Linked DNA regions of Homo sapiens: region 2 is linked to region 1. The links are chromatin contacts, found by Hi-C or POLR2A ChIA-PET in ENCODE. All regions are on one chromosome and are shown on one strand. Each heading gives the region's core, a stretch centred on a gene start or an enhancer-like site at or near the end of the contact. The rest is flanking DNA. Distances are from core to core; before and after follow the strand shown.

Evidence for each region. Hi-C counts contacts between places; a loop is a spot of excess contacts on that map. ChIA-PET counts read pairs that join two places held with the same protein, here RNA polymerase II (POLR2A). Pooled maps may share reads with other maps.
Region 2: a pooled map shows a loop between it and region 1 (2.9-fold over the local background). The contact joins the enhancer-like site here to the promoter of ARPC3 in region 1. A Hi-C loop is called at or near these places in 6 of 50 pooled maps. POLR2A ChIA-PET finds 5 or more read pairs at or near these places in 7 of 52 experiments (T-cell, WTC11, activated B cell and 4 more).

The regions. Positions count from the first base shown.
Region 1 is chr12:110,448,924-110,451,952 of GRCh38, forward strand. ARPC3 (actin related protein 2/3 complex subunit 3) reads right to left here and starts at 1,414. Exons shown (of 7, transcript NM_001278556.2): 1 at 1,332-1,414. The coding sequence starts at 1,337. RefSeq lists enhancers at 1-822, 1,528-1,627.
Region 2 is chr12:110,646,360-110,649,388 of GRCh38, forward strand. It overlaps TCTN1 (tectonic family member 1), which reads left to right. Exons shown (of 15, transcript NM_001082538.3): 13 at 837-977; 14 at 1,390-1,534; 15 at 2,684-3,029. The coding sequence ends at 1,533. HVCN1 (hydrogen voltage gated channel 1) reads right to left here. Exons shown (of 8, transcript NM_032369.4): 8 at 2,327-3,029. Among named protein-coding and RNA genes, the nearest start is that of TCTN1, 34 kb to the left of the region's middle. RefSeq lists an enhancer at 1,645-1,704. Within about 2 kb of position 1,457, at least 4 of the 41 ENCODE cell types and tissues checked have a DNase peak (open chromatin) inside an H3K27ac peak, as active enhancers do.

The DNA of each region.
Region 1 (3,029 bases), core at 164-2,663:
CACCACCACGCCTGGCTAATTTTTGTATTTTTAGTAGAGATGGGGTTTCACCATGTTGGCCAGGCTGGTCTTGAACTCCTGACCTCGTGATCCGCCCACCTAGGCCTCCCAAAGTGCTGGGATTACAGGCGTGAGCCACTGCGCCTGACCACCCATCTAGCTTCTTTATAGCATTTGTCACTACCTGACACTACCGTATGTATCTCCTTTATTATGTTTACACTTTTATTGTCTCGACTCCCGATTTGAATGTACATTCTTTAAGATTAGGGATTTGTTGAACTTATTTGCTGCTGTAAATACAGCCTGGCAGGCAGCAGGTGCTCGTTAACGTTTGTTAAAAATAATGTGTGAGCAGGCTGGGCGCGATGGCTCACGCTTATAATCCCAGCACTTTGGGAGACCGAGGGGGCGGATCACCTGAGGTCTGGAGTTCCAGACCAGCCTGGCCAACATGGTGAAACCCCGTCTCTACTAAAATGCAAAAAATTAGCTGGGCGTGGTGGCGCGCGCCTGTAATCTCAGCTACCCGGGAGGCTGAGGCACGAGAATTGCTTGAACCAGGGTGGTGGAAGTTGTAGTGAGCCGAGATCGCCTCACTGCACTCCAGCCTGGGCGACAGAACGAGACTCTCTCAAAAAACAAACAACAAAAAAAGTGTGAACAATCACATAATAACTGAACCACCTTTTCCCGAATCTGCAAAATGGAGACCATGACGGTGATAAATCTACCCCACAAACTGGCTGTCAGAAATTAAGTACAACCAGGCCGTCATAATTTTTTACTCCCACTCTGATGGCACACGAAAAAGGAAATCTTTGGAAGTCAGGCGCCGAACGAGTCTGTGAGGGCCCTAAACCCAGCTGGCTCCGGGATGGCCGCCGCTGCCGGGAAGTGGGTTCTGACAAATGACAAACAGCAGAGGGAGCCTGACCCCGGGGCGGAGGAGGAAGTGGGCCTGACAGAAAAAGGAGAAGCTAGACCCCTGGACTTGAAATATGAAAAATAAAAAGCGCAGCCCTTGGCTTCGCTCTCTAGTGAGGCTTTGGGAACCCTGCCGGAGTCGGAAGGAGTAGACGGAGAGAGAAAAGGGCCTCCTCACACACCCTGGACCCTTGGCCCACTCCTGCCGCGCCCCCGCCTCCCACGACTGGCACCCCCGGGCCGCCCCAATCCTTCAGCAACCGGTCCCCTCCCCTCGCCTCCCTCCTTCTCGGGCCCCAGCTTCCTCTCTGCCTTCCGCCGCCCGCTTCTCTCGGCACACACACGGTTTCTCTCTGCTCTTCGCAATCCCCGCTGTCTCCCCACACCGTGGATCGAACCCTCACCGGCATCTTGGCGGCGCCCGGGTTTCAACCCAGAGGAGCAGGATCCAGGTACAGCGGAGCGCTTCCGGTCTGGCAGCCTGGGCGAGGTAGGCGGAAGCGAAACGGAAGGGGCGGGTGCGGACGTGGAGCTTCCGGCCTTGCAGTTCCGCTTCTGGTTGCAGCGGCCGCGCGGATCTGAAGGAGGCGCCAGAGCACTAGGCAGGGGCCTTGAGTGGTGCAGCGTGAGGCAGCGCCCAGAATGGAGATGGGTCTTGAGGTTCCAGAATCTGAGATCAATCACCTCTTTTGTATTTTTTTCAAATGTCACCTTTTCAGGGCCGGGCATAGTGGCTCACGCCTGTAATCCCAGCACTTTGGGAGGTCGAGGCGGGTGGATCACCTGAGGTCAGGAGTTCGAGACCAGCCTGGATGGTGAAACCCCGTCTCTACTAAAAATACAAAAATTAGCTGGTCGTGGTAGCATCCCAGCTACTCGGGAGGCTGAGGCCGGAGAATCGCTTGAACCCAGGAGGCAGAGGTTGCAGTGAGCCAAGATCGCGCCGCTGCACTCCAGCCGGGATGACAGTGTGACTCTCTCAAAAAAAAAAAAAAAAAAAAAAAAAAAAAATCACCTTTCCTGTGAAGCATTCTCCGTTCATTCTATTTTCAGTTCACCCAACTCCAGCCCCATGCCTTATCCTTCTCTCCCGCTTTTTCCCTTAGTTCTTACGATTCTTGTATTTAGTTTACTCTTAGTGCTTGTGAATGCCAAAAAGGCAGCACTTCGTCCGTTTTGTCACCTGCGCCCGTAACAGTGACGGTATGTAGGAAACATCAATATTTGAGTGAATGAATGAACCCAATGCACTGCATCTAAAAATGGAGAAACTGAAGGGCACTGGACTCCAGGTTTGAATCGCAGCTCCAATACATACTAGCTCTGTAATTTTGAGCAAGTTAACTGGCCTGTGCTTCAGTTCCTCACCTGAAAATGGCAGTAACAGTATTTACCTCATAGTTTTGTGAGGATGAAATGAATTACATGTAAAATGCTTAGAACTTACATGCTTGGAGCATACTGAAAGCCCAGAGTTTTAACTTATTTATTACTAGAAAACTTCTTATGTTAAAAGTCAAGTTCATTGCTGCCTGAGAGCCATTTCTTCTGCCAGTTCCCAGCCTGAAATAGGACCCCATGTTCCCACATCTGATTTCACATTCAGCTGACTGGGCAAATAGCACCTTTTAGGCAAGGTCTTTTTTGACAAAGAGCCCAAAGTAGCCCCATAATCACTCTCCATTTCTTTTCTGCTTTTCTTTCCATCCTCTCTCTGAGGTTTCCTTCCTCATGGTCAGTCTCACAGGCCCAGCATGGCAGCCCCACGTGAGCAAGGCCCTGCCTGCACTGTGCATCCCTGTTCTATCCCCAGTGTCTGGCATCCACGGAACTTCAGTAAATTTGTGTAAATTTACTGAATTTCTGTCAGCCCTGCCTATGAGACAGTGAAATCCTCGAGGACTGGAATTGTCAGATTCATCTTTGAAACCCCAGTGTCCAGTGGGGAAGGCACTGGAATCGGGTCCTTCACTTTTTCTCCACAGGCACATACCATACTCTCTAGAAGCTAAACCAGGGAGGACCAAGGAAGAGGGCAACTGAAAATCTGCCTCTTCTTTCTTCCCCTCCCATGTGACAATAAGTTTCTAAGAATTAGCAAC
Region 2 (3,029 bases), core at 207-2,706, 200 kb after region 1:
TGAGGTTTTCATATCCTGAAGAGATGTATTTTAAAGCTTTTTTTTTTTAATGAAAAAATGTCAGACACACACAAAAGTAGAATAGTACCATGGAGTCCCCACGTACCCAGCCTGCAGCTTCAACAGTTACCACATTTGCCAACCGGAGAGACTGCCAAGGCAGGAAAAAGCCCTGGAAAGCCCACGGCCCCTTTTTCCCTTGGGTCAGAGGCCTTAGAGCTGGCTGCCAAAGCAGCCAACCAAAGGGGCAGCTCAGCTCCTTCGTGGCACCAGCAGTGTTCCTGATGCAGTTGAAGAGTTGATGTCTTTGACAACATACGGACACTGCCTGGATTACCTAGATGTCACATCTTAATTGCCAATTGATGAAATTAGGTAAATGAAAAGAAAGCACTTAAATTTCCCCTTAGAGCATTTTAACATGACATGCAATCAGGTTTTGTCTGCTAATAATTATTTCTCCCCCTCCATCCCTCCCACCAGTTTCTTTCCTGAAGTCTGTGAGGCCGCTATAAACAGGTAGATGAAGTTAGAGCAGTTATGGCCCTAAATGGTCCACAGTTGGGTATTGGCACTACCGCAGTTTCAGGTGATGTCGGCATTTTTAGAAATAGGAGGAGATGGAAAAATTACGCTTCAGCTGTTAAAAATATTTTTGGGGCATTGAGTTACTTTAAAACACGTATATTCTCTAAGCTGTTTTTATCTGAACTTGTAGAGTCTATTCATTTTCTTGTTCAGAACATTTTGTAATATGTGAAACCTTTTATAATTAAAACTCTGAACTGCAGATTAAGTCTGACTTGCAGTTTTGTAAGATTCTAATGGATTAACAGCATTTTGTTTTGCAGGATTCCTGCCAGCTCCCAGGGGCTTTGGTTATAGAAGTGAAGTGGACTAAATACGGATCCCTGCTGAATCCACAGGCCAAAATAGTCAATGTAACTGCAAATCTAATTTCATCCTCCTTTCCTGAGGTAGGCCTAACCTAGTTTAAAGGCATAGGTTAAGACAGAAGTCTAGACACAACTCAAGTGTGGTAGGTGACAGGTATTACTTTGTGAAAAAGATTATAATTTAAACCATGGGGGTTCATAAAATATTTCAGCAGTCATTCTTAGAAACACTGACGATGGTTCTACTTACATTAGCATTCTGGTTCAGATTGGATCTTTAAAATTCTCATGAAAATTATGATATTCACGTGTTAATCAGACACCCTGGTAAAATTGTTTCTCTCATCCAAGTTAATGGCCAATTAGTGCTCCAGGACCTATCAGATTCATGAACTGACAGTAGTTGGGTGAGGAAGAGAATGAAAAGTGTCTCATTGTTGTCATTCTGGGAGCACACTGGAGGGTGGGCCTTGCATCTCTCTGTTTATTACAGGCCAACTCAGGAAATGAAAGGACGATTCTTATTTCCACTGCGGTTACTTTTGTGGATGTGTCTGCACCTGCAGAGGCAGGCTTCAGAGCTCCACCAGCCATCAATGCCAGGCTGCCCTTTAACTTCTTCTTCCCGTTTGTTTGACGTAAGTGAGGAAACTACGCCCCTCCTCTGAGGTCATCCCCTTTGGAAAGTGTGCACGTGGGGCTAGAAGTCCCTAGGGGATACTGCATTTTATACTTTTTGAGGGTCTCGCTTTGTTGCCCAGGCTGGAGTGCAGTGGTGTGATCATGGCTCACTGCAGCCTTGACCTCCTGGGCTCAAGCAATCCACCCACCTCAGCCTCCTAATAGCTGGGACTACAGGTGCACACCACAACACCTGGCTAATTTTAATATAGTTTGTAGAGATGGGGTCTTGCTGTGTTGACCAGGCTGGTCTCAAACTCCTGGGCTCAGGTGCTCCTCCTGCCTCGGCCTCTGAAAGTGCTGGGATTACAGGTGTGAGCCACCATGCCTAGCCTTATTATACTTCTAACCTTTGAGGTTGCCTCCAAACCAGCACACTGCCCTTCTCCACTCCCTTCCTGCCTTTTTTCCTTTTGGAAATGTTATTCTATCTGACTTTTGAATGGGGAATATGCTTAACACATAGGTCATAGATGATAGAACCCAAAAAGTCTTTGGGGAGATGGTAAAGAACATGAACAGGACTTGAAGCAGCAGAGGCAAGGGGGATTTGGCCAGTTCATTCATCCCCTGCTTTGAGTTATTTATTTTAAAAATACTCAGTTCAGGTTTTTTCCTTTTTGGGTCCGGTTGAAATGAGTACAAAAAAATAGCAAAATATTAGATAAAATCATGCGAGAAGAGCACACAGCCCTTACAAGGGGATCTTCCCCCAAATACCTTGTTAATTATAGTGGAGTCTTGGGTCTAATTGCCATTTCTGCACCAGGCACTGTAGCTAGCTTGCTCTCCGACTGGCAGGCTGGTATGGGTGCCACAGAGGAAAGAATACAGTAGGAGGGTCCAGGGAAAAGAGAGAGTTTATTTTATACAGTAGTTGTTTTATTTTATACAGTAGTTGTACAGTAATTGAGGAAAAATGTTGTCAGGTGGCAGAAAACAATGGAGCCACCTAGAAGCTGGCTGATGCAGCTGGGGCACACAGAGGAGGGGCCTGGGTACCCCTTTTGGGGAAACTGAGACGAAGCTATTTAGAACAGCTTGAAAATAAGAGACTTTTCTAGAATGGGGTGGCAGCTAAAGTAGCTTCTTTTTCTTTCTTTCAGAATGCTCAGATGCATCAGTTCCTTAATATACACGTGAAATTTGAAAACTGTACATTCGGTGAGATTAAATTTTATATACAACTAGCAATTGTCCAGCTTTGTTGCTCATTTTCAATTAAGGCTAAAGTGTTCAACATGAGAAAATGTGATACATTTGATACAGTGTGGGGTGGGAGTGGATGGGCAGCTCTTGGTGGTACTGGACCTTCCACAAGGCTGTGTCCACCCAGAATCCATGCTGGCAGGAGGGAGGCAGAGGTATCAAACCAAACCTCTCACCAAGCGGCCCAGGAGGGGCAGCTGTTCCTCTCGTGACAGCACAGGCCCATGAGACAGTGTCTTCTTT